4 separate regions of the Homo sapiens genome follow, and regions 1, 2 and 3 are each linked to region 4. A link is a loop called in an ENCODE intact Hi-C map of the cell type or tissue named here. Cell type or tissue: IMR-90. All regions are shown on one strand. Region 1 has its middle 95 kb from the start of LINC00687. Region 2 overlaps LINC00687 (long intergenic non-protein coding RNA 687). Region 3 overlaps LOC105372530 (a long non-coding RNA gene). Region 4 has its middle 21 kb from the start of LINC00687.

Region 1 (8,000 bases), 120 kb before region 4:
TCTGGACCTTATCACTACTTGCTCATCCAAGTATTTAACTCTTCCAGGTGTTTGTCTCATTTCTGCATCCTCAATTTTCCCCCTTTCTATTGAATTATTCTCAGGATATACAAACATTCTATAATATGTTGTAACATATCTCGGTTTCAACAATATTTCCTTCAACCCCATATGTCCCTTTAAATACAATATCATTTCTCTTTACATTGCCAAATGCAATGGTTGACTCTCATTCCTAAACTCACTGGATCCACAAGCACCATTTAAATCACTGGATGACTCTGTCTTCCGTAAGTCATTTTCTCCACGCCGATTCTGGGACATTGCAATCTGCTGGTTTTCCTGCTACTTTGTGGTCTCCTTTCATATTAGAGCCCGTTCCTCCTCTTCATGTTAGAGTATTCTAGGGCTCAGTTTAATGACATTATGTTTTCTCTAACTATGGTTATTTCTTAAATTATACTATTCAACCATATAGTTGTAAGCATCATTTATGTTTTGATTTCTGTCAATTTTATTTGTTCAGTTCCACTTTTACCCTAAGCTGCAGTCACATGTAAGTATATCTCAAAACTCTAATCTTCACAGGAGTACCTACTAGAAATCATAAACATAATATGTTCAAAACCTGCTCCTCCTTCCATTATCTCCCAGATACTCAGTTTAGAACCCCTGGAGTCATTCTTGACTAGTATCATTCTCTTGTACCCCATGATCTATCTACGAATCTTTTTGGGCTCATCTTAAAGCTATACTCAGAATCCTACCATATCTTCTGTCTTATATACCAAAACCACCCTACCCAATGCACTCTCCTTATTCTCCTGCGCAACTATAATAGCCTCAACTTTCTCCACCCACTTTTGCTTTGCTATAGTTTATTCTCCGTAGAACAGCCAGAGTTGCCTTCTTAAAATATAAATTCAATTATGTCATATTCCAAGCTTCCGATGGCTCTGTTCTAGTTATTGTTGTTGCATAATAAAGTATCCCAAAACCTAGAAGCTTAAAACAACCATTTTATTTTGCTCAAAGATTCTGTAAATCAGAAATTCAGATTGAGCACAGAGGGAATGGCTTGTCTATTTTATGATGTCTTGGGCCTCAACTGGAAAAATGAAAAAGCCTGGGGGCTGGAATTACTGGAGGACTCATTCACCATTCACGCACTTGAGCTGGAATGACAGGACACTAGGCTAACATAGCCATTCTAAAATAGACTAGAGTATGCTCCATAACAAAGCCTCATTCTCCAGGAGAAAAAACTGTACCAGAGCCCTATCTTTCCCAGTAAAATAGCAATTGCTCAACTCTAGCCCCTCTAGCCTTCCTGTCTCACCTAAGAGGAAAAAGAAATTTAAAAAGACTGACAAACACTTCTGGACTTCACAGTCCAAGAGCTCAGAACTACTAGAAGACTGAGATTTAGTGATAAGATTATAGAGAATGTTCACTGTCTACCACAACAGCGCTCCAGCATAACAGTAAATTAAAGCTGAAAGAGATAAAAGACACAGATCTTACTTTAAAAGGAGTTCTTAGGAAAACCTAAATACCAAAGAAGAGAAAAAAGGAAACACTAAAAGAAACCTTAAACTACAACAACCATTAAACTACACCTTAAACTACAACAACCTTAAACTGCAACAACCATTAAACAAACCTCAAACATAAAAACATCACACTAAAGTGTTATTTACCACATAACTCAATACATTATGTTCAGTTTTTAACAAAAAACATTTTAAAAGGCAAACACACACACGCACGCACACACACACACACACACACACACAGACACACAGTCTGAAGAGATAAAGTAAGCATCAGACCAAGAATCATATATGACAGAAATTTCTGGAAGTATCAGATAAGGAATTTAAAATCACTGATTAATAAGTTAATTATACTTTAGCTATGTTAAGATCGCTAATGGAAAAAGTAGACTACATAAATAAACACGGGTAATATAAGCACAGAGAGGAAAATTCTAAGAAAGAATAAAAAAGAAATGCTAGAAATAAAAAAAATTATAATAGAAATGAAGAATGTCTTTGACAGACTCATCATTAGATTACACAGACAATTTAGGTGACCTAGGGTTTGGCAGTGAGGTTCTGATATAACACCAAAAGCATGATCCATGAAAAAAACAAAAACAAACACAAACTTGATAGGTTGAACGTTATTAAAGTGGAAAAAATTCTGCTTTGTGAAAGATACAAGAATGAAAAGAAATACTTGGATAAAATATTTGCAGAACATATAAGGGACTTGTATTAAAAATATATAAAGAACTTGTAAAACTCAACAATAAGAAAGCAAACGACACAATTTCAAAATGTGCAAGGAATATAAACAGACATCACACCAAAGAAGATATAGATATGACAAATAAACATATGGAAAGATGCTGAACATCATTTTTATTAGGGAATTAAACAACAAATTAGAACAACAATGATATCATCGTACACCTATTAGAATGTATAAAATACAGAAAACTGATATTACCAAATGTTGATGAGTATGTGGAGCAACAGAAACTCTTTTGCTGATGGAAATGCAAAATGATACTGACACTTTGACATGCACTCTGGCAGTTTCTTGCAAAACTAAGCATAGTCTTATTATTAGATACATCAAATGCACTCCTATGTATTTACCCAATTTATTGGAAAACTTATGTCTAAACAAAAACTTATACACAAATATTTATAGCAGTTTTATTCCTATTTTCCCAAGGCTAAAACCAACTAAAATACCCTTCAATAGGTGAACGGATAAATAGATAAACTTTGATGCACCCATGAAACAGAATATTATTCATGAAAAGAAATAAGCTACCAAACCAGAAAAATACATAGAAAAATCTTAAATGCATGTTAATGAGTAAAAGAAGCTAGTCTGAAAAGGCTATACCTTATATAATTCCAATCACGTGGTGTTCTGGAAAAGGTAAAACTACACAATGATATAAGCCAAATTGTGTTCCCCGCAACATTCAGATGTTGAAGTCCTAACCCTTGTCAGAATGTGACTGGATTTAGAGGCAGGGTCTTTAAAGAGGTAACTAAATTAAAATAAGTTTATTAAAGTCAGCTATCATCCAATATGACTGGTGTCCTCATAAGAAGAGGAGATCAGGACACAGACATGCACAGAGGAAACACCATGTGAAGGCCCAGGGACAAGACAGCCAACTACAAGACAAAAGAGAGGCCTCAGAAGAAACCACCCCTGTCAACACCTTGATTTCAGACTTCTAGCCTCCAGAACTGTGAGAAAGTTAATTTATGTTGTTAGAAGAAAGTACCAGTCTAAGGACTTTATTATAGAAGCCCCAGCAAACTAATACAGAAAGCAAAAAAAAAAAAAAAAAAAAATCAGTGGCTGCCAGCGTTGAGAGAGGGAGAGGGATAAATAAGATGAAAAGAGCAAGATTTTTTAGAGCAGTTGAAACTATTCTGTATGATACTATAATAGTGGATTCATGATATTATGCATTTGTCATACCCATGGAAATTAATAGCACAAAGACTGATATTTGATATGTGCAAATTTTAAATGATTATTTAGAAGATCCTGGAATTGCAGCAAAAGAGTACAGATTGTGACAACACAATATAACTTTATTACAAATGTATGAAACAAATTCAAACATTAGGGGTGGGGAAAATGGTGCTGACCTAAGTAACTTTGAAAATGTATAGAGCCTTTAAGGATAAAGGCAAGAGTGACTCTACAAGAGAACTGCACTCTAGTTGGTAAACTTGTTCCCTAAGGAGACACAGGTTAACAGTTCTGCCACTGCTATAATTTACCCTAAAATTGAATAACTAAAGTCAGTGAATGGCTGAGGTAGGTGCTCACAGATAAGCAAAGGGAGAAGGCTAACATGATCCCTATGGTAATAGACTAGAGTTGGAGACATCAATATGAACTCCTGTGTATATTTACTATCACCTGAAATTTAGATACAGATGGTTACATATAGAAATATTTACAGATATGTGTATATTCGATGTTTGGTATATGTGTATATACTTTATTGCTCTGTGAGCTGAGAGGGCCTATAGGAAAGGACACTACAGTAGTAACATTCATAGCTAGTGCACCCCCGCCCCCCCGCCCCTGCACCTATCTTATTTTGTAGTGCTAGAAAGTAAAGAAGTACAAAAACAAAAACGCCCCACAACAACAAAAGAAACAACTTCACACTGATAGGAGTTTGTCCGATGGCACCGCCGAAATAATTTTGGTAACAAAACAGGATTGGATTATACCCTGATACAGTTTGGGTGTTGCCCCTGTTCAAATTTCATGTCCAAATGCAATCATTAATATTGGAGTTGGGACCTGGTGGGAGGTGATTGGATCAAGGAGGCAGGTTTCTCATGAATGGTTTAGTACCATCCTCTTGGTACTGTCCTTTCGGTAGTGGGTTCTTACAAGATCTGGTCTTTTAGAAGTGTGTAGTACTCACTCCCCCTTCCTCCTGCCTTGGCCATGTAATGTGTCTGCTCCCCCTTCACCTTCCGCCATGATGGTAAGTTTTCTGAGGCCTCTTTAGAAGCCAATCAGATGCCAGCATCATGCTTCCTTCACAGCCTGCAGAACCGTGAGCCAATTAAATCTCTTTTCTTTATAAGTTACCTAGTCTCAGGTATTTCTCTGTAGCAATGTGAGAACAGAATACTATATACCTCAAAGTATAAAATAAATTGACATGAGTCTTTAACAATATTGTTTTTTATGAAAGAATAATCTTGCTGAAAAAGCTGATGAATACCACTTCAGCCTGGTGATCAAGGTCAATATCAGCAGTCATAAATCATGTTGATAGTATTATATGTACCATTGTTATGCTGAAATTATCTTTCTCTGTGACCTTTTATTCCCCAAAACCCATAACCTCTGTCTAATCCTCAGAAAAACATTAGACAAACCTCAATGAAAGGCATCTTACAACATAGCTGACCAATATTCCTCAAACTGTCAAGGTCATCAAAAATAAGGAAGCCTGAGAAACTGTCACAGCCAAGAGGAGCCCGAGGAGATAAAACAACTGAATGTAATGTAGAATCCTGGGTGGGATCTTGAAACAGAAAAAGGACATTAAGCCAAAACTAAGGAAAGCTTGAATAAAGTATAGGCATTTCAGGGAATAAAAATGTATCAATATTGGTTCATTAATTTTAACAAATGCACTATACTATTTAAGGTATTAATAATAAGGTTAATTGTTTGGGTGAGAACTCTCTGTATTATCTACCCAATATTTCTGTAAAACTAAAATTAGTCTAATGAGTAAAATCTCTAAATTTTTTTTAAAAAGTCTGATGTGTATTCTCCAAAGAAAATATACAAATAGCCAATGAGTGCGTGGAAAGTTTCTCAACATCATTTAGGCATTAGGGAAATGCAAATCAAAAACCATGATGAGATACCACAGCACACCCAGTAGGATGACTGTAAACAAAAGATAAACAAAAACAAGTGTTGGTGAGGGTATAGAGAAAGCAGAGCCCTTGTGCACTGCTACGAGGAATCTAAAATGGTTCAGCCACTTTGGAAAGCAGCTTGATAGCTCCTCAAAATTTTAAACGTGAGTTACCATATGACTCAACAATTCCATTCCCAGGCATTTGCCCAAGAAATTGAAAAGATATATTCACAAACATATTTGTGTAAAAATGTTCATAGCAGCCTTATTTGTAATAGCCATAAAAGTGAAAACAACCCAATGTCTGTAAGTGAATAGAAAAATGCAATGTGGTGTATTCACTCATACAATGGAACATTATTCAGCCATAAAAAAGAAGAAAGTACTGATATATGCTGCAATATGGATGAATCTTGAAAGCATTATGCTAAGTGAAAGAAGCCAGATACAAAATGCCACATATTATGTGATCCTATTTATACAAAACATCCAGAATATGCAAACCCTCAAAGAAAGAAAGTAGATTAGTGATGGCTGAGGAGATGGGGATGGGGATGGGCAGGTGATAGCTAAAGTGTACTGGATTTCTTTTTAGTGTTAACAAAAACGTTCTGGAATTAGGTAGTGGTAATGGTTGCACAAGCTTGTGAATATATTAAAAATCACTGAACTGTGCTTTAAATGGGGAACGTTTCTGGTATTGAAATTTTATCTTAATTTTGAAAACTCTGATGTACATTTGACACTTACAGCTCATCTCAATGCGGTGCTCACTATCCCCTGCAGCGCTTACATTCTGTGTTAGGTAATGCAGCTCTAGACTCTTGCTATTCAGATCAGAGTGTGTTTTACAAACCAGTAGCATCAGCGTCACCTGGAAGCTGGTTAGAAATGTGGAATCTCAGGCCCCAGCTGAGACCTACTGAATCAGAATCTGCATTTTAACAAGATCCTCAGGTGACTGCGATGCACTCTCAACTTTGAGAAGACCGACTGCGATAATGTCGCTGGCGGCTGACACTGCTGAGAAACTCTATGACTGCTCACAAAGAGAAATCATTCTTTTGTTAGACTAAATTATCTACCATTGTCCAATCAGCATTTCAATTCTTTTCCACTCACCTCTCACCCCACATGCCAGAATTCAATCTTGTTATTTTTCCCTAATTGCTCCTTAGACGTTGGTCCACTCCCGGGTGAGAGTACCAGTTTGGGATTGTTCCAAACTCAGGGTCACTGACTAAATTTAATGACAGCCTCTTTGTGACTGTAAATCTACCAGCGACGACAGTTTTGAAAACCATCCAACTTTGCTTACCCGGAGTTCTGTCTCCAGCAGGCAGGATGCTCTGGAAGAGCAGACACTTTATCCATAGTGTAGCCAACTGGGTTGAGCAAACTGGGGCCACTTGTGGGTCAGATGTTTTCTGTGTGAATGGAAGGAATGTGTGCTAATTTTACAAACAATTCCTGACATTCCGCATCTCTCTTCTTTTAATAATAATAATAAAAAAAAGCAGAGGTACCGAGTAAAAAACCACTTCTGTTTCTCAATTATATTTTAGTTTCACTTAGAACAAACTGTCCTGTGTTCCTTCAAGGGCATTCATTATTCATTAAACACCATTCTATAGCAGTTTAAAATACATTTTCGTATTATATTTACCAGGAAGTGATTGTATCTCGAAAGAACTCTCAACTCTAGTCCTTTTCCTGTTACTGCAGAGTAGGAAATTTCAAACAAACAAAACGTGATTGGTATTTATGGTGTTGGGAAGTTTCCTTTTTTAGTTGTGTGTTCTGAACTCACGTTCTTTATGTCACCAGAACTTTTGTGTCTTTTTTTTTAATCTGAGAAATACAGAATATTAAGACTATATTAATTATAGTTTTCATGAAAAACCTTGAAATCTACCCTGTCCTAATCCCCAATGTGTTCCTATGTATAAAATTGAAATATATCATGAGTACCATAAATATATTTATTCTTCATCCATATGCAGAGAGCTTCCTTTATACAGTGAACTTTGCTGAATGGAGTGGAGAATACAGAAATGCATGAGACATATGCTCTGCCTTCCAAAAGTATGCAGTATACTAAGAACATGTACATAATGTGGCAGAGCCGAAAATATGGGAGAAAATTCAAGGTATACAGAAAGTATTGTTCATGTTCTATGTGATAACAGTGAAGGAAGGGCAGGTCACTCTGGCATGGGAGAGGAAATGGATGGTTAAAGGAACTCCTGGGAGAAAGTTGCTTTTGAGCCAAAATTTCAGGGTGGGTGAGTAGAATTTAGAAAAATGGCAACCACGTTGAGACACAGCACTCTATGAAATGGGAAAAACAAGTTTTTAAAGAGTCATGGAAAAAGATAAATAAAATATTAATCAACTTCTGTGCTAGGAACAATTTTGATAATGTTTTTCCACAGGAGTTATTACCAGATCAGTTGTAATTGAGGACCAAAGAAGAGGAAAACAAAGGTGAATTGTAAGAAATAATTACTTCCTACTGTAACAGTTGGAAAAGAAGACAAACTTAGCAATTTTA
Region 2 (8,000 bases), 84 kb before region 4:
ATTCTGTGTATCACAAGGGCATGAAGTCATGTAAACTCCATCATGGTCAAGACAATAAACAGTTTCATCTTCCTCAAAAATTCTCTCTTCCTCCTACTTTGTGCTCAAATGCTCCCCCACCCTAACCTCTGCAAACACTGATGCATTATCGATTCCTTTTGTATGTCCCTTCGAGATGTCATATACATGGAATCATACAGTAGTGGTCTTTTGAGTCTGGCTTCCTTAAATTAGCATAATAAAATAATTATCCATCTCACTGAAAGTTTTCAATTGTTCCTTTTTATTTCTCAGTAGTCTTTCTTTAATCCCTTCACCAGTTAAAGGACATTAGGTTGTTTTGGAAATTATGAATGAAGCTGCTTATAACTATTAGTGTACAGGTTTATGCACCAACATATTTTCATTTCTCTTGAGAAAATACCTAGGAGTGGAATAGATGGGTCATATAGTAAGCATATAGTTAACTTTGTAAGAAACTGCCAAGCTGCTTTCCAAAGTGGCTGTACCATCTTACATTCTCGCAGGTGATCTATCTATGCCAGTTGCTCAAAATCCTCATCAGCATTTAGTATTGCTGTTTTTATTTATTATAGCCATTCTAATAGGTATGGAGTGGTATCCAACTGTGGTTTTAATTGGTATATCTTCAATGGCTAATGATGTTGCACTTCTTTTTACGGGCTTATTTACCATCAATATATCTTCTTTAGTGAATTGTTTAAATATTTTGCACATTTTACTTTTGGCTTGTTTTCTTATTAATGAATTTTTGAGTGTTTTTCATATGTTATGAATAAATCTTTTTTTCCACTCCTTTTCCTGAGCTGTAATAAATGTTCTTTATGAGATATTCTATTTGCTATTATTTTCTTCTAGTCTGTGGCTTTTCTTTTCATTCTCTAATAGGTTCTTTCAGGGAGCTAATGTTTTAATTTTGATGAGGTTGTATTTATCTTTTTTAAAACAGATTGTGCTTCTGATGGTGTATTGGAGAACTCTTTACTTAGTCAAAGATCACAAAGATTTTGTTTGCTTGCTTTTTTTATAGTGAATTAAATTGACTTACTTTTGAGTGTTGTATTCCTGGAATGTGCTCTACATAGTTATGAAGTATTATCTTTATCAAAATTGTTGAATTTTATTTAGAATTTTTACATGTATATTCTTGAGGAATATATGTCTATAGTTTTATTTTCTTGTGATGGCTTTGATTTTGATATCAAGGTTGTAGTGGTCTCAGAGAATGGATTGGGATGTATTGCCTCTTCTTCAATTTTTAGAAGAGTTTACCTGAATTGTTTTGATTTCTTACTTAAATGCTTGACTGGATTTACCAGTAAGGACATCTGGCCCTGGATTTATCATTGTAGGGAGGCTTTTAACTACAAATTTAATTTCTTAAGTAGATAAAAGGCTGTTTGCGCTATCTTTTTTTTTTTTTTTTTGAGTTAGCTTTTGTAGTTTAGGTCTTTCAAGAAATTTGTCCATTTCATATATATTTGTCCATTTCATATACGTTGGCTATCATTTTTTTGAGTTAACTTTTGTGGTTTAGGTCTTTCAAGAAATCTGTCCATTTCATATATTTGTCCATTTCACATACATTGTCAAATTTACTGGCATAAAGTCACTCATCGTATTCCCTTATTATCTTTTAAATATATACAGAACGTGTAATGGTCTCATTTCTATCATTCCTGACATTGATAGATTGTGCCTTCTCTTTTTTTTCACAATCATGCTTGCTAGAGTTTTATTATTTTTATTGATCATCACAGAAGTCCAGCTTTTTGCTTCAATATTTGTCTCTACTGTGTTCCTGTTTTTTACTTCTTAGATTTCAGCATTGACTTTATTATTTCCTGTCTTCTGCTTACTTTGTTTTTAATTTGCCTTTTTTCTAGTTCCTTGAGATGCAAACTGAAGACACTGATTTGAAACCTTTCTTCTCCTCTGTTATGGGTGGTTAGTGCTATAAATTTCTTCCTAAGTACTACATTAGCAAAGTCCTGCAAATTTTGATATGTTGTGTCATTCAGTCCAAAGTACTTTCTAATTTCTTTTTTGATTTCTGCTTTAGCTTCTGGGTTATTTTGATGTGTGGTATTTAATTTTTAGATACGTAGCAATTCTCTAGAGATATTTCTGTTATTGATTTCCAATCTATTCCATTGTGATGAATGAACATACTGAGTGTATTAGTCTGTTTTCATGCTGCTGATAAAGACATACCTGAGATGGGATAATTTACGAAGAAAAAGAGGTTTAATGGACCCACAGTGCCACGTGGCTGGGGAGGCCTCACAATCATGCCAGAAGGCGAAAGACACATCTTACGTGGCAGCAGGCAAAAGAGAACTTCTGCAGGGAAACACCCCCTTACAAAAGCGTTGGATCTTGTGGGATTTATTACTATCACAACAGCACAGGAAAGACCCATCCCCATGATGCAATTATCTCCCACAGGGTCCCTCCCACAACACCTGGGAATCGTGGGAGCTACAATTCAAGATGAGATTTCAGTGGGGACACGGCCAAACCATATCACTGAGTAGGACTTTAATTCTTTTAAATTTATAAGGATTTGTAATATAATGCAGAATATCTCCTATCTTGGTAAATATTCCATTCTTTGCACCTGCAAAGAGTGTTTTGTTGAAGTCTTCAACATACTTATTGATTTTCTGACTACCTACTTGATGTGGTTTGAATCTGTGTTCCCATCAAATCTTACGTGGAATTGTAATCCCCAGTGTTAGAGATGGGACCTGGTGGAAGGTGATTGGCTCATATGGGTGGAATTCTCATGAATAGTTTAGCACCATGCTCTTGGTGCTGTTCTCATGAGAGCGAGTGAGTGAGTTACTGTGAGATCCGGTTGTTTAAAAGTCTGTGTGTACTTGTACCCTACAACTTCAAGTATAATAATAACAGAAAAAAAAAAGTCTGTAGCACCTCCCTTCTCACTCTTTTCCTCCTGCTCCAGCCATATGAAGATACCTGCTTTCGCTTTGCCTTCCACCTGAGCAAAAGGTCCCCGAGGCCTCCCCAGAAGCAGAAGTCGCATGCTGCCTGTATAGCCTGCATAACAATGAGCCAATTAAACCTATTTTCTTTATAAATTACCCAATCTCAGGTATTTCTTTATAGCAATGTGAAAATAGGCGAATACACTAGTCTATCAGTTATTAAAGTGGAAATACTAAAATATAGGCTATAGTTGTGGATTTGCCAATTTTTTTCTTGCAGTTCTATCAGGTTTTTTTTAAATGCATGTTGAAGCTCTATCATTTTTTTTTTTTAGTTCTCGAATTTCCATTTGGTAGTTTTTTACTTATGTCTTTGCTGAGAGCTTCTATCTTTCAAGAGCATTAACTTTATCTCACAGAAGATGGTTATAATAGTTGCATTAAAGTCTTTGACAGACTATTCCAAGGCTTAGGTCATCTTATGTTTGGCATCTATTTACTGTCTTTTGCCTTGAAGACAGTAAATTTTTCAGATTTTTCTCATTCTTATTATGTCACATAATTTTGGATTGTATCCAGAACATTTTAGTTTCATCTTGCAAGTTTGTAGGTCCTGTTATAATCTAAAAAATGTTAATTTTTTTTAGTAACTGATAATTAACATGATTAGCTTCAGACTGTCAAGAAGTTTCACCTTCAATGATGGTGGTCCCAATGTCAATTCTGTTTTCAAAGTCTTTACTGTGCTCTTTGGGCCAGGCTGATGCACGCTGCACTTGGAGAAGAGCCTGAAATTTGAGTCATAGTTTATATTGTAGTTCAGCCCTCACAATCTTTGCTATGCCTTGGTGTTGTTCCACACATACTTAGCTCAGGGTGAGTCCAAGAGTTATGTCATTACATACCCGAAATTTGGAATTCTATTTCTTCAGCTCTTTCATCTCTGAATTTTCTCCCACATGTTCCCATAATCAATGACCTTTTTCCCCTGGTATCTCTAGCCAGAAAGATTGAATCTTCTTAGATGTTTAGCCTCTCACAACGTCATGTACTTTTGAGTAAATAGGGTTACTTTAAGGTTAAGTGGAAAAAGAAAAGAGAATGAGAAAAATGGCATGGATTGTACACACTCTGGACAATAGGAGCTTCTTTTTAGCTCCTCTGGCTAGAAAGACAAGCCTTCTGCCATGGTTTTAGGTTTTTCTTCACTGCCAGACATCTATGCAGCTCAGTTACTGAGCTGCTCTGGGCAGGGTCTGGAGGTAAATGATTTAAAAAAGGAGATGGGGGATTCTCCCCACATTCTCCAGCATACAGAGGTCCTTTTTACTTGTCTTTAGTCAAAAAGAAGGGATTCTTCCCTAAAGCATTTGCTTTCAGCACCTGCTGTGCAGTTCTAGGACTTAAACCCCCTCTTGAGACAATGCTGACAGACAAAGAAAACAACAACACGAAACTCACCTGCCATATCCCACCCCTCTGCTCTACCCCTTTTGGGTCATTACTCATGTTTTGACATCAATCTTCAACCCACTTGCTGTGGTTACTTTGCAGAGATCTTGGGCAGTTCTATTCACATTCTGCCCAGATTTTTTAGTTGTAATCAGTAGGAGAGACAGACTACACTAGACTTGTTCCTTAGCCAGCCAACATATATAATTTCAACGAGTTGGCTTCTCTCTTACTGGCTATCTCACCATGTGACAGGTCTGCTCCCCATCACCTTTTGCCATGATTGGAAGTTTCCTGAGGCCCCACAAGAAGCAGATGCCAGCACTATGCTTCATGTACAGTCTACAGAACTGTGAGCCAAAATAAATCTTTTTTCTTTATAAATTACCTAACCTTAGGTATTCCTTTATAGCAATGCAAAATGAACTAACACAAGTACACAGTATATATCCTATATGAAAGTTTTGTTTCTACATTTCTGTCCCTGTAACATCATACTTATACTTATTTCAAGGTCTTCCTCATCAAAGGGGATATGCTATTATGGTACTAGCCACAAATATTTATTTATTTTTGCAGTGCCTTATACCATGTAAGCCACTTCTGAAGGGATAAACTAGAGAAATGACTTCTGTGGTGCCAGTCTCGACCTCCTGACCTCATGATCCTCCCACCTCAGCCTCCCAAAGTGTTGGGATTACAGGCATGAACCACCGCGCCCGGCCAAGTATCTTATTTCTTTTTCTATTTGATAGCTAATCGTCAAGAATCATTTTGGAATGCTTCTTGGCAAATCTGTATGGGATGATGGCCATAAAATGAGATCTAAAACTGAGCTGCATTTGAATAAGAACTTAGCCTCTGTATTAATCCTCTCCTCACCCCCTAAGCATCTCTTACTTGGGTATGACAATCACTTTAAATTCCACAAAGCAAGGAAACTTAGAAGCAAACAGGCCCTTCTCCAGGATTTGGTAAGTATCTAGTCCTGAGCTTAAGTGGGGCCCCACCATGAATAGGGGACCAGTTTACAAAACATATACATAATAGGATCTCAATAATTATTTCTTTGAATAAGAAAAATATGCTATGTTTGCTATCACTATTCACAGACCAATTCTTTTTTTTTTTTTTTTTTTTTTTGAGACAGGGTCTCACTCTGTCAGCCAGGCTGGAGTACAGTGGTGCAATCTTGGCTCACTGCAACCTCCGCATACCAGGTTTGAGCAATTCTTGTGCCTCAGCCTCCCAAGTAGCTGGGATTACAGGGACACACCCTCACACCCAGCTAATTTGTGTATTTTTAGTAGAGACGGCATTTCACCATGTTTCCCAGGCTGGTCTCGAACTCCTGGCCTCAAGTGATCCACCCGCCTTGGCCTCCCAAAGTGCTGGGATTACAGATGTGAGCCACCATGGGCAGCCCATAGACCAATTATTTAAAAATCATGTAGGCATTCTCTTAACCAGAGAATGTAGGTTTCAATATCCTGCTATTCTATAACACAGAAAGTTTCCTGAATTTCTGGAATATGTAATACCTTCACCTCCGAGGTTTAAGAAACTACATGAAGATTCCATCCTTAAATTATAAATGTACAGTTTTCATGGTAATCTTCCTGGTATTTTTAAGCAATAATAAAATACTTCCAGAAAAAAATAATACGGTCCAGGTATGAATACTGCTCTGAAGAAAGAAGAAATTGGCAATCTTAAAAGCGGAAGAGCTCCTATATATCTAAAACACTAAAATCTTCCAACTGACAATAACACTAATATGTGAGTTCAAGTGGTTTATTTGGAGGCAATCCCAGGAAACATTAGTAGGAGAGCAGCAGGAAGACAGAGCAAGGAGGAAAGGCAATCTTTTGTGTATTAATAGGCAGCTTATCACATGAGCAGCTAGAGCTCCATCCAACTGGGGACCTTTGGAAGAGAGTGTAGAACACATCTTATTCAGAGTTGTCTCACTTGCGGGGTGAAGGTTGAAGACTGCTCCTTGGACAATGCCTTCTCCATTTCCTCATACTTCACCTGCCTGTGATTGGGCCAAGCCTGGTTCCCATTGCCCAAGAAAGCTCTCAGGAAGATGCTCAAGTGCTTGCAGTAAGAAGCAATCAGCTTGCAGGGGATGGTGAGGGCCACTAGCTTCGCCTCTGTCCTCTTTGTTTTTCAGTGTAGATGATAATTGCAGGAGACTGATGTAGTCCTCAGCACAGGCCACGAAGAGACTGTTAGAAGGAAAGTGGAGGAAGATTGATTATTCTGATGACTCTTCACCATGTAATCTTGTATTCTGATGACTCTTCACCATGTAATCTTGTTGAGTATAAAGTCAACCCTGAAGAATGAAATCACATCTTTCCTGTTTTGATATATGCATTGCCAATAACTAACACAGCTAACTAAAAGTTATTTTCTCTCCTTTTTTCCTTTGTCACTGGATATTTTTACTGTGTTTTGGTCGCTTAAGAGTATCATTTACAACATGTCTATTCTAAGTCAAGCAAGAAAAAGAGCAGTTTGTTCAATCTTTTATCTCCACTATATTGGTTTAAAGGATCATCTCTCTCTACACCCTACAGTTGCCTTTAGTTCTACATTTATTGGAAGCAACCAACCCCAGTGGTGGCCTATTTAACACCAGCACAAAACCTAGAAGGTTTAATTGAAAGCACTGGCATTCAAGCTGTGCTTAGTAGCTTTCAGAAAAAAACTATGTATTTAAGACCGGTATTGAGTGGAACCCCATGGGTCTCAGGGCACAGAGCCCAGGGAGCAAGATCTGAAAGAGCTGAGAGAATGTCCAGTCATAAGTGATCACAATTGTGACTTAATCTAATAATACAGAATGAATAAATTGTTAATAGTTTAGATAAGGGACTGTCAAAATAAGATTAAAATAGTCTTTCTCCCAATAAAAACAAAAAGATTATAGCACCAACCTATTCCTTTTTTATAGCTGATAATTATTCAAAGATACAGAGGAGATCAGCAAGGTTATTTTTTGTCACTGCACTGCTTGACAACACGTCTCAATTATTACCCATTGTTCAGGATTAATGTCATTTTTCTCCCTATAATACATACAGTTAGAGGATTTTTATGGCTATAATTTCCACCACCATGAAACTAAAACAGAGCCAGAAATTTTTTTTTTTTTTTTTTTTTGAGACGGAGTCTTGCTCTGTCACCCAGGCTGGAGTGCAGTGGTGCGATCTCAGCTCACTGCAAGCTCCGCCTCCTGGGGTCACACCTTTCTCCTGCCTCAGTCTCCCGAGTAACTGGGACTACAGGCGCCCGCCATCATGCCTGGCTGATTTTTTGTATTTTTAGTAGAGATGGGGTTTCACCATGTTAGCCAGGATGGTCTCGATCTCCTGACCTCGTGATCCGCCTGCCTTGGCCTCCCAAAGTGCTGGGATTACAGGCGTGAGCCACCATGCCCGGCCCAGAAATGTTTATATAATTATAACTTCAGTGTTTAGAAAGCCCATGTCAGAATTGTTAACGAGATATTATGCATTAAAAAATTAAAGTAAATGTACCAAATAAAAGCTTCATGAAATAGGTAGA
Region 3 (8,000 bases), 180 kb before region 4:
CAGGGGGATCAACTATGCAGTACGTTTTATGTTCCAGAACTTTTTAGTGGGATCAGGCTGAAGCCAGATTCCATATGAGCCTATGTCCTTTCCAGGCTTCCTCCCCTGCCCCATCCTGCTTCCTTCACTCCCATACAGGGTCCTCCCGAAAAGCCTCTCTCAGCACATCTCTACAAAAATCCACATTTTGAATTCTAAGAACTTAACCTAAAACAGTTGTCATTTTAAAAATATGAAAAAAGGCTGAGCGCAGTGGCTCATGCCTGTAATCCTAACACTTTGGGAGGCTGAGGTGGGAGGATTGCTTGAACTCGGGAGTTGGAGACCTGCCTCAGCAACGAGAAGCAAAACCCTGTTTCTAAAAAGAAGAAAAAAGAAGTATTAAAGGAAATAACACTCCATAGTCTATATAATTTAATCAATCAATATGAATACATTGTTTTCAAATTATACTAGTTTACATTTACAGTTTTCACTTTCTGCATATTCTCTAGAAAACGTGTAAATTTTTACACAGAAATCTTGAACAAGCAAAATGCTGTATTGTTTTTGGAACCAAGACTCAGGAAGACAGGTGTGCCAGCCATCTGTCAGCATGCTGGGGATGCTCTTCCCCAAAATGTGTCAGTCTGGACATCAGTTCAGATAAGACTCAAAAGCTACAACGCATTGAGGAACATAGGATCAAAGATGAAGCCTTGTTTCTTTCTGTAAACCAAAGCAGGTAAATGGCAAGGCTGCTTTGGAAAATGTGACTTTGGAGTTAGCTGTGCTTTTTCACTGAAGAGTCCTCCCACTTCATCCCCAGACAGGAGACAAACAGGCAGTCAGTGCAGATTCCCCAACTCCCAAAGTCATCAGGGCCACCTGCCAGCCAGCCCATGCAGCATCTACTGGGTCCCTGCTGGGTGCCTGGCTCCATCACCTCACGCTGCTCATCGTTTGACAAATGCCAAGGCTTCTGTGATGATGCCTCTCTCCTGGGGTTCATGGAACAGTGTCCAGACAAGAGAAAATAAACCACAGGCTCTGAACAAGAAGAACAAATGGGAGATTTTTGTACCAGTCAAAAACAGGCTTTGGAAAACATAACCAAGGGGAACAAGCACACCTTAGCCACACCATCATGATATTTCCGTTGGAAACTTATTTATTTATGGAGAACTCACCTTTGAAAGGCATTTCAAACTGTTTTTAGTTTTGGGGGGGGGTTGTGTCTGTGTGTGTGTTTGTTTGTTTGTTTGTTTACCAATATCGCTAGGCAGAAATCACCTGGGTTTGCTGAAGGTTTTGAGAGAAAAGGGAGTGGAAAGAGCAAGGGAAAAGGAAGAGGCTACGGCTGAACCAAGAATAGGATTCTTAGAAACTCACAAAATAGCCACTAAGTAACCAGAGTAATTAGCCCAATATTCTGTACAGAACAAGAGCTCCTCATTCTCTCTCAGTATCCCTTCCTAATTAGAAACCAATTATCAGGATTTGCTAAATAAATTCTCATTCCTCCGAACAACGAAACATGATATTAAAAAAGAGACAGATCTTTATGGTTTGATATGAAATATGCTCCAAGATACAATGTTTAATGAAAAAATAAAATTAAAAAAAAGGAAGGTGCAAAGTAATGTGCAAAACATTTGTGGCATAGCAACAAGAATCACTTTATATATGTGCACATATAAAGTATATGAATAAATATGTGTCACACAATATGTATAATATTCTATATATATATAGACACACACATATACATATACACGTGTATTTTGAGAAATTGGGAAGCAGATGTGGGAGGGATCTCCCTCATCTTGACCTCAGGGAGATCCTTTTCACTGTTTGCTGTTTTCCTGGAATTTGTATTTTCCCATATGCTTCTTTTTTTTTTGGAGACGGAGTCTCGCTCTGTTGCCCAGGCTGGAGTGCAGTGGCGTGATCTTGGCTCACTGCAAGCTCCGCCTCCCGGGTTCACGCCATTCTCCTGCCTCAGCCTCCCGAGTAGCTGGGACTACAGGCACCTGCCACTGCGCCCAGCTAATTTTTTGTATTTTTTTTTTTTTTAGTGGAGATGGGGTTTTACCGTGGTCTCAGTCTCCTGCCCTTGTGATCCGCCTGCCTTGGCCTCTCAAAGTGCTGGGATTACAGGCGTGAGCCACCGTGCCCGGCCTTTTCCCATATACTTCTATAACCTATTCATAAGCATTTAAAAAGACTGCAACCCCAAATCAAAACCACTAATAACATGCTAAACAATATGAGTTTGGCTGTGAAAAATGGATGATTAAATACTGCTGATCATATTTGCGAAGCCAAATTCTTACAATCTATATGTTATTTATTGGAATTCCTATAGGTGCTTTGAAAATATTTTGATGATTTTTCCTTCCCAGGATACCATAATGGGTTCTTAAACTATAACTGCTATGTTTTAGTACAGTGGTCTTAAAGAGACATCTGTATTTCCTGATTCAAAATTGAACCCTTAGGCAAAATGTATGCAGAGGGAGCACCCAGATTTTCCCATCCCCAAAATAATTCCAAGGCTGCCTTGGAGAGAGATTGTCTGGAACAATGGGTCAAAGTCACACTTGATCCTTATGAGGAAAAGACTAAGTAACTTTGAATAAATAAGGTATTTATCTCTTTGTAAGAAAGAGTGATTCTGAGATAGATGAAGACTTTGAAGTTCAGATTGATTATTGATTAATACTGAATTGTATTAAGGAGTGGCATTCTTAATCTTTTCAAAAATATTAGGAATAAGGACTGGAATCTCTAGAATGTTTACTTGAGCACAAAGTGTAGCACAGGCCTAGAAATTCTCAAGGATGTAGCTGCTAAGAGCTAAAAATATCTTCAGGGGAGGCTGTGCAGAGAGAGAGTAGGGGGAGGAGGTGGAGAACCCGGAAGAGCAGCTCTGAGCAGATTTCACACGATTAATAGGGGGTTTGTTGGCTGGTGGACTTTAAAAATAGAACCTAATTTCTGAGGGGTGGGTGCCCTGCTCCAGAGCCCTAAAAGGAGCCTGCTGAGAGGGATGATTAAAATGAAAGATTGTGCAGCTTTAAGGAAATGTTGGCCTAAAGAAATGGCACCAATTACTGATGCTCCAGCCACCTTCTAAAAGGTTTCTGCAAATTGCTTTCCTTGGATGAAATACCAAATATCTGTTCCCAAATGTTATGAAGCAAAATAAATCACATTCCATTGACACATCTAATATGTCGTATTAGAGACCCTGAATCCAAACAAAGCCAAGCTGCTGTTACCACCGAGCTATTACATTTCTTTCTCTTGCTTTTGTATTAAGGCTGCAAGATGAAAACTTGTTCCTTGCAAACAAACAACAATTATCTCTGCCTCCTCCCTGCATTAGAGGAGAAATCAAATCAGCACCTAACAAGATTTTAGAATTCAAAAGTAACTCAGAAATAATTGACTCTAACCCCCAACTCTTGTAAATAAAGATGGTGAATCCCGGAAATCATAAACCACTTATCCAAAGTTGCTTTGCTGAAGAGCAACACAAGCAGAACTAGAATCCAGATCACTCAACTCTCAGCTTATCAATAAATACCCCTTTTGTTAAATAGGCATACACTAAAGCATTCAAGGTAGTATTCCTTTCCAAGACTTTGCATTTTCTCTAAAATAAAAGTTTCAAGAAAAAGATGATTTTCAAGCAGTAGCGAGTGCACAAAAGTGGCATTTTTCTGACATATGCAGGCTGGAGTACAGTAGCGCACTCTCGGCTCACTGCAACCTCCGCCTCCCGGGTTCAAAAGATCCTTGTGTCTCAACCTCCTGAGTAGCTGGGATTACAGGCGCCCGCCACCATGCCTGGCTAATTTTCGTATTTTTAGTAGAGACAGGGTTTCACCATGTTAGGCTGGTCTCAAACTCCTGACCTCAGGTGATCCACCTGTCTCGGCCTCCCAAAGTGCGGGGATTACAGGCGTAAGCCACCACACCCAGCCTTCTGTTGCATTTTATAGATGAAAATACTGAGGAGCAGTGCAATTGACAGTATTTATCCAGGTGTAGAAGTTGCTATTGGATCACCTTCACCAGCACGTATGCCCATCTCTCAACTACTGCAAGTATTGGCTGCTAAGAACTAATGGCTGCCTCCTTCTCCAGTGAATATGCCTGTTCTAGAAATGCCTGAGAGACTGCCAATGAATAATTGATATGGGCTACAAAAGGCCAGCCATCTTGCTTCAACTGTGTGGTTTTAGTCACCCTCCAAAGCTCCCCTTGTGGTCAGACTGAAGCTAGACTCCAGCTGGGACCACTTCCTATTCAACTCCTTCCTCTGCTCTTCTCTGCCCCTGCAGGTTTGTCCTGAGAACTTGCCTTCAATAAATCAAGTGCTTCTAGGAAAGCTGACCAGAAACCTCAAGTGAGTGTGTAGGAGGGATAGTAAATGCCAGATAGCAAGTTGTGATAGTCTACATCTTTTCCATCTCATTTTCACTTTGGTCTCCATGCAAACGTGTAAAGAGACAGGGAGTTCTGCATATTTCTGCTGTGAGCAGATGCTTGTGATCTTCTTTGGTAATATGGAATGTTTTCCAGCTTTTCTGCTTAGTCATATGCATTCTGACTTGTCTATTCAATTTTGCAGCACCCTTTCAGTAATCTTTAAATTTTTCCTAAAAACAAATAAGCAAAAGGAAGATTTTTTTTTTTTTTTGGTATGGTAATGGATAAACAAGCAAAGAAACAGACATGCAGGCACAATGAGAATTCTTAGTCACTGACCTGTAATGGAGCTTGGGTGACTCTCTTGCCCTCTGACTCGAGTTTTCCTATGTGTGGTAAGGAGTTTGATACCGAGGGCTGAGACTGTGATTGATCTAGCAGATCGAGAGCCCTCAACAGATATTTAGAGTGACAAAAAGCTCATCAGTTTGCTCAGTTGAGATTCATTGGCTGTAAGAAACAGAAAATGACTCTTCCCAGCTGATCCCAGTGTGACAGTTAATTTTAGATGTCAGCTTGACTGAATAAGTAATACCTAGAAACCTGTTAAAGAATTATCTTGAGGTGTTTCTGTGAGGGTGTTTCCAGGAGAGATTGGCACATGAGTCTGAGTGGAGTAGGTAGAGAAGAGCCACTCTCAAAGTGGGCAGGTACCCTCCAATCTGATGGAGGCCCCAAGAGAACGAAAACAGAGAAAAGACAAATGTGTCAATCTATCTGCTGGAGCTGGGATACACTCTTCCTCTCCTGTCCTTACACAATTCCAGGCTCCCTTGCCTTTGGACTCCAAGATTTACATCAGTCCCCCAGCAGGTTATCAGGCCTTTGGCCTCAGACTGAGTTATACCATCAGCTTCCCTGGTTCTGAGGCCTTTGGACTTGGACTGAGCCATGCCACTGGCATCCCAGGGTCTCCAACTTGCTGATGGCTTGTTGTGGGACTTCTCAGCCACCCTAATGCCATGAGCCAATTCCCTTAATAAATTCTCTCTCATATGTATATTTCTATATCTACATCAGTATATTCTCTTGTTTCTGTCTGGAGAACCCAGATTAACATACTCAGCAAAAGTGGTATTTATTGATAAGGTACAGGGAAGCTCAGAGGATTGGAACAACAGATATGGAGAGAGTACAGAGCAGACAATGCTGTGCAGCCTTGTTTGAGGGCTGCTACAGAATGCTATTCCATTTGCTCTTCGGATTCAAAGTTCGGGTAGAGAGTCCAGCTAGCCAGGCTGAGGTCACAGCCTCACTGCTCGACTATACTGGATCAATGAGAGTAGAGATCTAGGGAATTGGCTGTCTAACTCCAGCTGCACATTAAAATCACTTGTTAGGGGCTCTAAAACCCTGATACTTAGGCCACACAACAGGTTAATCAAATCAGACTACCTGGAGGTAGAACCAAAGCATTTGATATTTTTAAAACCCCCAAAGTGATTTAATAATTAGCCAAATTTCTAAAATACTGATGTAGAGGAAAAGCCTTCAGAGAGTACTTCAAGGTTTTTGTAGGAGGACAGGATGCAATGCTTAACATCATGGCATGACTATACCAAATTGGAAAAAAAGATAATTTTCCAAAAGAAAATTGGGTTACATTTAAGAAGCAGGGAGGATGAATACTAAATCGCAAATCAATGAATCCGTTAAAAACAGACAAAGATCCATTGCACAGGCAATCTAGTCAAACATCGTTCTAACACTTAGAGTAAGGTCTGGCACATAAGAGATGCTCAATAAATATTTACTGAATAAATAAGTAAATAAATAACCAGAGAGTCTTGAAATTTCATGTACCATGTAACTCCACCAAGAGAATTACCTGTTTTTCTTGTTTAATCCAAGAAACCCTCTATAATAGATTAAAAGGAGCAAACTTTGTTCAAAAAGAGGATAAAACAAAGAGATTGGGGAAATAAGGAATACATTTATGAAAAATTATTATAAAATTTCTGTAGGCTTATTAAGCTTTGCACTGCTCTACTAGACCCTAATGTTTTGCCTAACGTTACTGTTGATGATCAGATTCTGCTGATCTCAATTTGCTATACTATACTCTTTTTTGTTTACATTTCTAATACTATCATCTGCCTTGACTGGTCAAATAAAGGCCATCTGTTTCATGGTTCTAACACCTTGTTACTTTCAGTATCAAGTTGGTGGGCCCATAGTGCCTCCCTGAAAGTGCTAGAAATGCAGAATTTGGGGCCCTACCTTAGACCTACTGAAGGAGCATTTGTATTTTAATAAGATCCACAGGGGAGCCATATGCACATTGAAATTTGAAAAGAACTGGCTAGCACAAATGGCTCATATGCCTAAAATGGCTGATTGTACCTGTCATTCAAACCCACTGGGAGGAAGTGTGGGAACATGGCATTCTGAGCATGGTGCCTTGATTGCTGCTACCAACTCTAATCAGTCTGCCTCTCCTAAGACAAATAGCAAATGAATGTAGTGAAGCTCTGGCTTCTGCTGGGATCCTGGGCATAGAGAATGGTGTAGGTCTTTTGACCTCATAATTTGAACAAGTAAAATGATAAACAGCATCATAACCTACTTAAGAACCCAAAAACAGAAAATTCTGGGGGAAGATGGAGCATACAAAGATCTGTGGTCCCTTAAGGGAGTACTGATGTCAATTCAGTATGAACGTGCCAAATTCCCAAAACACTAAATGAGAGATGAACAAGTAAGCTGAGTATTTCCTTCCTTACGGGAGAGAGACTACAGGGAGATAAGAGAGGCAGCAGGTGCCAGCCTGCCTGATTCTACACTGCAGCTCAGGGGGATAGAGGTGCCTGTGCTTTCCATGACTGTAGGATCCCTGCTAGGATACTCTCGCCACCACACTAGAATTCCAATGGGCCAGCAAAGGAAAATAACAAGCGAACTATGGGAAACCATTAGCCAGAGAGAAGATCAAGTGGAACTGTTAGGACTTACACTCAGCAAAATGGAATTATTAGAGCAGAAAAAAAAACCCTGAATTAGAAAATAAATTAAAGGTATTTTAAAGGAGATTTGAGTATATCTTATTCAGCAGATTCATTCAAAGAGAAAATGGGGCTGCTGAGATTCACATCAGCAGGCTTGGAAGGTCAAGTATAAGAACTTCTCAAGCAGACAGCATATACCATGAGACAGATGTCATGAGAGATCCACAGAATGGAATCAGAGGCCTAAAATGTGAGTAATAGTAGTTGCAGAAGAACAAAAAGGAATGCATAGAGAAAAACCGACAATAAATACTAGAAGAATAATTCCAAGAGATAATGAAAACCTGAAGTAGCAAATTTAAAATATTCACTAAGATTCAAGCTGGATTTCAAAAAAAGACACATCAATATGTACATCATGAAAAAATTCCTGATCTCTAAAGAAAAAGAACATCTAAAGTCAGAAAGAAGGAATTCACTATAAAATAATACCACCAACAGTGGAAGAAAATGGACAATGGAACAGAATCAACTTATATCCAGCCAACATATCATTACTCTGTCAGGGTAAACAAA
Region 4 (8,000 bases):
ATGTTGACTTGATATTTACCAACTTTGCTCAAAACATATTTATAAGATGCTCATGTATTTCATTGGCTTTCACCGTAAGAAAATATGAAAAGCTGGGAACCACTATGGAGACATGATTAGGAAAGTGAGCCCTCAGCATTAACTACCTGAGCAAGGTACAATTGGCCCAACCATTTATGTTCCCCTTAAGGCACTTGTCACAGTCTGCCTTAAATTACAGTTATAGTTATGCATTTTTCTGTTCTATTTGATAAATTCTCTGAGGGCAGGATGCTGCCTAGTACATAACAAATAGTAATATTTGTAGAATAAATGGAATATTTTAACCACTTTTGCATACTCCCCAAAACAATAAGCTCACCCAGAAGCCTATTCAACAAACACATTGATTGAGTGCTCTAGCATGCACCTACTCTGTGCTATTGGGAATTATTTCAAAAATAAGCTCTTTCCAGGTTTCTCCTTCCTAGTAGCAAGCAGAGTGAATTCGACTGGAACTTAAATTGGAGTAAACTGTTCAGATATGAATTCATATCTCTGCTTTGCATGTTTAGTGTTTGAGAGTACAGCTAGAGTCTATCTTTAGTTAATGGCTCTTAAGGAATTTATTTGCAAGTAATTGCAATATTTATCACATTTTTAGTGTGTCAGAGCTAGGGACACCAAAATTTTCTTTTACCTCTTAAATCTGTTTTTTACATATTTATTACCCAGTGAACTGAGAAAAGGCTTTCAAAGTGCTAATATCTATCCTATCTCTTTGTCTGGTTTTTCCCTTCTGTGTTCATTCACAAGTAATAGTAGTTATCATTTACTCAGACTCTGCTATAAACTGGGTGCTTTATGCACTTGTGTTTAATTTTTTACAGCCTCACAAATTAAAGATTATAATGCTTGTTTTTCAGATGAGAATTAATTTACATAATCTTCATAACCTTTCAAGGTGTATTAGTCAGAGTTCTCCAGAGAAACAGAGCCAACAGGATGGATATATATCTATATATCTATTTTAAATATATGTCAATTAAAAAAATTTCACCAAATTGAGTTTCAAATATCTGATTGGCTTTTATTAGCGATTCATGAACTGGGCAGCATCCAGTCTACAAAGTAGAAAGAAACTCTGATGAGCTAAACAGAGTGGGTGAGTTTTATGGGCAGAAAAAAGAAGAGAAAAGCAGAAATAAAGAACAAATAGAGGGTTGGTCATTTCAAGGTTACTTTTCTTCTACAGATGTAAGCAAAATCTTGTTGGCCTAGTTGGATTCCACTGTTATCTCTCTTCTGATTTCTCACAAGGTCAAATCTTGCAAGTAAATAACGCAAGTTTTGGTTTGGTTATGTGACACTAGTATGAGTGACTCCATTTTGAACCTGCTGTCTGTTTGTTTGTTTGTTTGTTTGCTTTTTGCAGTTTAAGAGAGAGAAAAGAGAGAAAGAGAGAGAAAGGTATTGGCTTATATGGTTGTGGAGGCTTGGCAACTCCAAAATCTTCAGAGTAGGTAGGCGGGCTGCAGGTCTAGGGAAAAGGCTGCAAGTCAATGGCTGTTTGCTGCCAGAATTCCTTCTTGCTTAGGGGAAGTCAGCATTTTTCTACTAAGGTCTTCAGCTGATTGGATGAAAATCATACACATTATTAAGAGTAATCAGCTTTCCTCAAAGTCTACTGATTTCATTGTTAATCTCATCTAAAAAATACCTTCACTGAAACATCTAATGTTTGTCCAAATATCTGGATACCATGACCTAGCCAAGTTGACACATAAAACTTACCATTATACAAGGTAAATATTATGATCCCATGTTACAGATGAACACAGTAAGGCTCACAGATAGTAAGTAATTTAGACAATATAGTGTATTATGAGGTATTTGGACTTTATCAAAGGGACTTTTGTTGTCCAAAGCCCAGGTGTCTTTCACTATGTATGCTGTCTCTCAAATTAATGGTTTTTCATCTGAGCAGAAATACGTTCTCCCAGGGCCAAACTCTTGCTAAAAGAAGCATCCACTTGTCCTAACAGTATTGTATAGGTCTAATTTATCCACCGATATACATTTTGCCAAGGATGATGATCTGATCTAATGAAGTAGGCGCCTGTCATGATAAACATCTCTCTACCCAAGAGGCAGTGACATAAGTAAGGGAGTCATTCTGTCCTTCACAGTCTCTGGAAACTTTTTGATCCTTTCCATTCCTGATACCAACCCTTGAACTTAGGACCCTACTACTTCTTACCTAGAACATATATTACAGCATTTCATGTCTCTAGTTTTCACTTTATATTCCTAAATTCTGCATTTTATCAAGCCACCACCGGGCTCCCCTTCTCCCCTTCTTCCGTGCCTCTCAATTATCCACGGAATAAAGCTGAAGTCGTGCTAAGCATTAAAGATTATTTCCAGATGAGCTTCAACTACCTTTCCGGCCGCCGTTTTCATCTTTCACTAAGAACAATACACTCAGATTAAACTTGTCCCCGACAGGATGCATGGATTCATATGCTGTTTGATTTTTTTTTTTTTTTTTGCCACTTATGCCTTCGTGTTCACCTTTCCTCTTTTTCGCTTCTCAACGAAGTTTCCATGATCAACCCAACCAGCAGCTACTCTCCTTCCCCAGATCACTGAAGAGTGTAGTCGTTAGGTATTACGAGACCTCTATTTATGCACCCTCCTTATCTGTTAGAGAGAGGGCTGGCATCAGTGCCTAAAAAGGAGCCCCAAAGCCAAATGCAATCGGCCCTCTATTACCGGAGGATGCCCTGTATCCCGCACATCCACTCTGCCAGTGCAAGTGTTCAATAAATGCTTAATACATTCATTGATGAATGACCCAGAGAGAAAAACTGCAGTTCGTGGGACAAGGACGAAGTGGCCTCTCAGAGATGCGGGAGTGCTGGCTCTCCTCCACCCTCCCCGCCTTCTCCAAGCCCGGGTTCCCGCCCACCCCTCACTCCTGCTTGAGGACAGGGCAGACATTGCGCATGCCCCGTATCCAAGGCCGCCTCCGGGAGCACCTCCCATGCCGCTCCGCTCCCTCCCGGTGACCGGGCACGCGCGCTCGCTCCCGCAGAGCGTGCCCTGCGTGCGGGTGCCCGCCGAGCCCGCCGGGCGCTGGATCTCCGAGTGCCCCGGCCGGGGCCTGAGGAGCGGGCACAGGGCAAGGCGGCGGACGGCTGCGTCGCCCGAGGCGAGGAGGAGCGCTGGCGGTGAGTGAGGGCGCCGCGGGCGAGCGGGTCGGCGCCTCCGCGCGTGCGCAGCGCGGGACCGCCCGGGCAGGGGCGCGCGCCCTGCGGCCGGCCGGAGGGGCCGAGCGAAGCGAGGAGAGGCCGGGCTGGTGGCCGCAGGTCGGCCTCGGACCCACGGGACCAGAGGATCCCATATCCGTCCCCCGGGCTCGAGAGGCGCTGGCCGCGCGGGCTGGCTTTCCGAGGGGGGGGGGGTCCCAGTGGGGCGCGTCGGGCCCGCGCGGAGGTCCTGGTGCCGGGGGCGGAGGGGCAGGGCCGCCTCAGCCGAAAGACCGCGGGGAGGGGCGCACGAGCCCGCCTGGCCGTGCGGACGCCCGCGGGGTGCGCGACCCCGGAGGTGGCGGAGGTCCAGGCAGGGGGCGCGGTCGGGAAGCCTCGGCGCCTAGCAGGTGGCGGGGGCCGCGCCCCTCTCCCGGGGAGGCGCGCGGTGGGAAGCGGAGCAAACTTCCCCTAAGTAACTTTCCTGAGGCGCTGCCGGCGGGGACTCCGGGGACCGACGCTCCGGGTTTGCGCGGCCTCAGGCGCCGCGGGAACCCAGCGAGTGGCGGCGGGCGATGGCGGGGGCGGCTTCCTCCTGAGGCTGGACTAGTCCTCCGAGTTCTGAGTGGCATTTGTGGCCCGTTTGCTCTAAAAATAGACGTACAAGTTTGGTGTTCGGGAAGAAGGATGTTTGCTCTCTTGGGAAGAAAAGGCTTTTACCTCCTGGCCTTTTCAAAGAAAGTATTGTTCGGGCCTGCTGGGGATCCCTATTTATCAAGCAACCCATTGTCCTGTGTGTGCCTGGTGAAAGCGAGCTAATTCTATTATTAGTCCTCAAAAGACCAAGGGAGATCACGGTGCTTTTTCTTTTTTAAATATTCCCCGCCACCTCGCCAAATCCTGTAATACAGTTTCCCCAAACTTGGCTGCACAGAGGAGTCGCTGGGGAGTTTTAAAACTCTTAAAGCCCAATCGCACACCAGACCAATTAACACAGTGTATTTTTTAAAGATCCCCAGGTGATCGCGCAGCCGAGTTTGGAAACACTGGTTTAATATAAGAAAGTCAAGGCTTTAGTTTCACATAGTAGTAGCATTCAGTTTGTAATTGGTGAGATGAAACTCAAATTCATTTTCCTAGACAGGAACTCACAAAGAGCGGTTTGTTTCCCACCAGGGAGGGAGGGAAGCGTCTCTAACGGTTCAAACTTTGTGAACTATAATGTGACTCTAGCACTCAAAACAATTGTTCTAAGTGTTGTTTTGAATTTCTGTTGAGGTTACTAAGCCCGCTTTCACTGACTCCCTGCCCAGCCAAGGGCTTTCCCCTTCTTTTAACCCTACCTCAGTCCCCTACTCAACCCTCTGCCAGATCCCCTGTTTTAACTTTAACCTGAGGGAGGATCTTCCTCCCCCACAGGTTACTGGCTTTAAAGGGTTACTGCGGGTTCCCATAGCAACGAGTCCTCCAGGGGAAGTGGGCGGGTCCTCTTACCCTTGGGTTTCTGAACAGGACTCTTCCTTTTCGGAAGAATTTTTGAATCACCCTTTTTCATTTCTTGGCCTCAGCAGGTAAGGGTGAGCTTATGCAGTTCCAAGATGTTCTTTCTGAGATACTTACAGATTATTAACGCCGTTGTATGGGATGATAATTACTAGCAGCCATGTTCTTTCTTGATTTCTCATTCTTTCCCAATCCTTGCACTGATAACTTGTTTAACAAACTTCCAAAATGAAGTGGAAACAATGTTTTCTTTTCCTTTTTTAGCATGTTTTCTTGGAGGTGCACATGCCTAAGAATTGTATGCACTATTTCTCTAAAGCCCTAAGTTATATCTTATATTTAAAAATTTAAAAAAAATATAACTCCACATCTGTGCGGAAAAACTTTTGATAATTTGTGGCAAAAATGCCATGCTTAGCTTTTAAGTTGTTTTGTTCCTAGAAAGTACTCTGCCAACATTCTTTACAAAATGTTAAACTGCTTGTAATGTTATACTTTAACAAAGGAAAGGCACAATTAGTCTACACATTCTCCTACTTCCCTGCCCAAACACATGCATCCAAAGATCAATTTGAAAAAATGTTCATTTTTTTTTTTAATGCTCAAAACAGGTATGCTATAGACATCTAATTCCATTTTGCCTTGCAAGGAACTGTTAAAACTCTTCTGAACAAAATAGTACAGAAATAGGTCATTTAACATACTTGTTTTTAATTGTGTTTTTTAAAAAATATTTTAAACTTTGTAAGTTATCAGACTTTAGTCAATTCCAAAATACCTTTAGGATTCCAGTGATTTTTGAGTTTGTGTTGGGAGTTGAAATGGTTTTCTCTTACTAAAATCTATTTTATGTGCTGTTTAAATTTCTGTTAACTGAGCTATCAAGCAAATCCTGTAAGGTGAATTTTTCCCATTTACTGTGAGAAAGGAATACTGGTGGAAACCCCTATCATGTGATGGACCTTGTAGTTCCAGCAGTGATGCTGGGCTGCTAAAATAATAATCTTTCACTTAATCTTCCCTTCTTTCATCACACATTTAAAAATTACCTTTAAGCCTTTTCAATTTAGTATCTCTTTCAGCATAGTTGTCCAGTCTCAAATTCCTTGAAGGTGTGCATTAATGTACATTTATCGACATGTCCTTTGTTTATTCAAATTAAGCAAATACAGTTGAGAATTTGTTGTTGCTTTGTTTCTTTTAAAAAATTAAATAAAAAAATATTTCCTGTTGGGAGACATTTTGGGAATCACTGAAAAAAATTAAGAAAGTAAAAATCACCGTCATATCATCTAAAAAGAAACAACTGGTAATTAGATGATGTGCTTCCATTTTACTCTGTTTGTCTGCATAGACATACTTTTGAACAAAATTGGCCTTTAATTTTATCTGTAGTTTTAAATATTGCACTTTTATTTAATATGAAGTAAATATTAGAGACGTTTCCTTTTTCTGTAAACCCTTTGAAAATAAGATTTTTAATGATGAATACACCCAAGTTTATTGAACTAGTTTTCTGTTGTTTTACGTATTATTTTTAGTTTTAGTGGCTTGAGAATACAGTATTAAACCCTTTGGTTGCCAATCCTAGCACGGCCACTTCCTAAGTGACCTTAATTACCTCTTTAATCGCATTTCCTTGGAATAAGGGTCATGGTGCCTGCACCATAGAGTTTTGGTGAGATGGAATGAACTAAGTAGAGGAAGGCCAGCAGGGTCGACCAAATGACGTAGGCTCAGTACGTAAGAGTGGACACACAGGTGGAGCTGAGAAAAATGCCCTTGTCTGAAAGTTTAAATATTTCGGATTTACTCAGGTTAGATTTATAGCAGTGGAAATCCTGGGGCAGAGGTGAACTCTTTTATGACTCTTGTGGCTTGTTGCCAAATTGCTTATGCCATAACATTCCCTTACAGAGTGTATGGTCTACCTGTAGTGTGTCAGCACTCCAGTGTTCATCATCTTTCCTGATTTTTCTATAAAAATATGATCTTTTAATTTATTTTTTGGTAGCTATTGAAATTGATCATCTGTTTTTTTTCTTTTGTTTTCCTTTTTGGGAGCTCTCTCTTCTGGTACTTTGCCTACTTTAAAGTGGTGATTTAAAAAAATTAAATACCCGTTTTATCTAAAGAAGATTGAGTGTTTATCATGTTTTTAGTTTTCTTTTTTTTCTTCTCCACAGGCCATTATTTCTTTCACTTTTTGGCGTTTTTCAACCAATAAAATATTTTTATTTCTATATAAACAAGTCTCTACCTTGTCCTTTATGATTTTTTCCTTGTATTTGTTCATGCTTGGAAAGCCCAGAAAGACCCTGCAAATGGCCCCAGTGAAAAACTCAGGAGAAGCAGTAAGCAGTCAAAAGTGGATGGGGAGGAAGACTAAGGCGTTGAGGAAGACCACTTATTTTACAATAAGGCTTTTAGACTTTAAAGCTGTATGCATATATTAAATTTAATAATCTTTATCTGAAAGGTGAGATAAACAACATTTTGGAAATATGTTAGATCTTTTTACATTTAATTCTATAATTGTACATGGATATGAAGCGCTCCTATACCGCCGCTGCCTCCTCTTCCTTTTCCCTAGTTAGCGAGTTCTACCACCATTTGTTAAATAGTTCCTCCTTTCTTCTTTGCTTTGTGGTCTTTATTGTTTTTTAAGATCTTGACTAACTTTGAGGTCTGCTTCAGTTTTAGGTCTTGCTTCTCTGTGTGTTGATCCTCTAGTCTTAATCAATGCCACATCTTTTTAATCATAGATTTAGAATATTTAGAAATACCTGGCAGAGCAAGTCACACTATCCTTTTAACATTACAATTCTATGCCCTTGTCCTTTCAGATAAAGATTATTGTATTTAATACATGCACAGTTTTAAAAGTCTAGGAGGCTTATTGTAAAATAGATGGTCTTTCATCTGCCTCTTCTTCCCCCCATCCCTTACTCTCCCTCCCCAGTGGCAGCTACTTTGGATTGTTTACTGTTTCTCCTGCGTTTTTCACTGGGGCCATTTGTAGGGTCTTCTTGGGCTGGTCAGAGAGTGGTCTTCCAGTAAAGTTTTGCACTGAGGAAAGAGTGTAGGTTCCAGTGTTCATGGAGGAATCTGGCTGGGGTTTCAGCATTCTCTGTGTAGAGTCATGTTGGAGAAGGTTCACCATACAGACTTACCTGTTTACCTACTCTTCCAAGAACAAATCTCTAGTCTTGCTAGGTTCTAGGATTGTCTGCCAATGGTCTACAGTGAGGAGGTGGGGAAGGCATC

What was found. A loop is a pair of places that touch in the nucleus more often than their neighbours do. Peaks named below come from ENCODE experiments on the same cell type or tissue, not always from the same donor. Only the 100,000 strongest peaks of a DNase experiment are listed, where the experiment ranks them.
Region 1: it touches region 4 in a loop (2.1-fold over the local background); 3 of 110 quality-filtered maps call a loop at or near these places.
Region 2: a loop joins it to region 4, with 3 times the contacts of the local background. A loop is called at or near these places in 8 of 110 quality-filtered maps.
Region 3: it touches region 4 in a loop (8-fold over the local background); 3 of 110 quality-filtered maps call a loop at or near these places.

Annotation. Positions count from the first base shown.
Region 1 is chr20:11,771,248-11,779,247 of GRCh38, forward strand. No RefSeq gene overlaps it. Among named protein-coding and RNA genes, the nearest start is that of LINC00687, 95 kb to the right of the region's middle. In IMR-90, no CTCF peak of the experiment used is centred here; no DNase peak of the experiment used is centred here; H3K4me3 peaks cover 603 bases; H3K27ac peaks cover 841 bases.
Region 2 is chr20:11,803,785-11,811,784 of GRCh38, forward strand. LINC00687 (long intergenic non-protein coding RNA 687) reads right to left here. Exons shown (of 2, transcript NR_110635.1): 2 at 6,203-6,655. Among named protein-coding and RNA genes, the nearest start is that of LINC00687, 63 kb to the right of the region's middle. In IMR-90, no CTCF peak of the experiment used is centred here; DNase peaks (open chromatin) are centred at 3,797 and 6,697; H3K27ac peaks cover 2,582 bases.
Region 3 is chr20:11,712,068-11,720,067 of GRCh38, forward strand. It overlaps LOC105372530 (a long non-coding RNA gene), which reads right to left. Exons shown (of 3, transcript XR_937264.2): 3 at 439-1,029. Among named protein-coding and RNA genes, the nearest start is that of LINC00687, 150 kb to the right of the region's middle. RefSeq lists an enhancer at 3,988-4,489 and a silencer at 7,074-7,368. In IMR-90, a CTCF peak has its summit at 4,302; a DNase peak (open chromatin) is centred at 4,454; H3K27ac peaks cover 819 bases; H3K27me3 peaks cover 313 bases.
Region 4 is chr20:11,887,743-11,895,742 of GRCh38, forward strand. It overlaps a transcript of BTBD3 not described here. Among named protein-coding and RNA genes, the nearest start is that of LINC00687, 21 kb to the left of the region's middle. RefSeq lists a silencer at 3,001-3,200. In IMR-90, no CTCF peak of the experiment used is centred here; DNase peaks (open chromatin) are centred at 3,039 and 4,699; H3K4me3 peaks cover 2,575 bases; H3K27ac peaks cover 1,501 bases.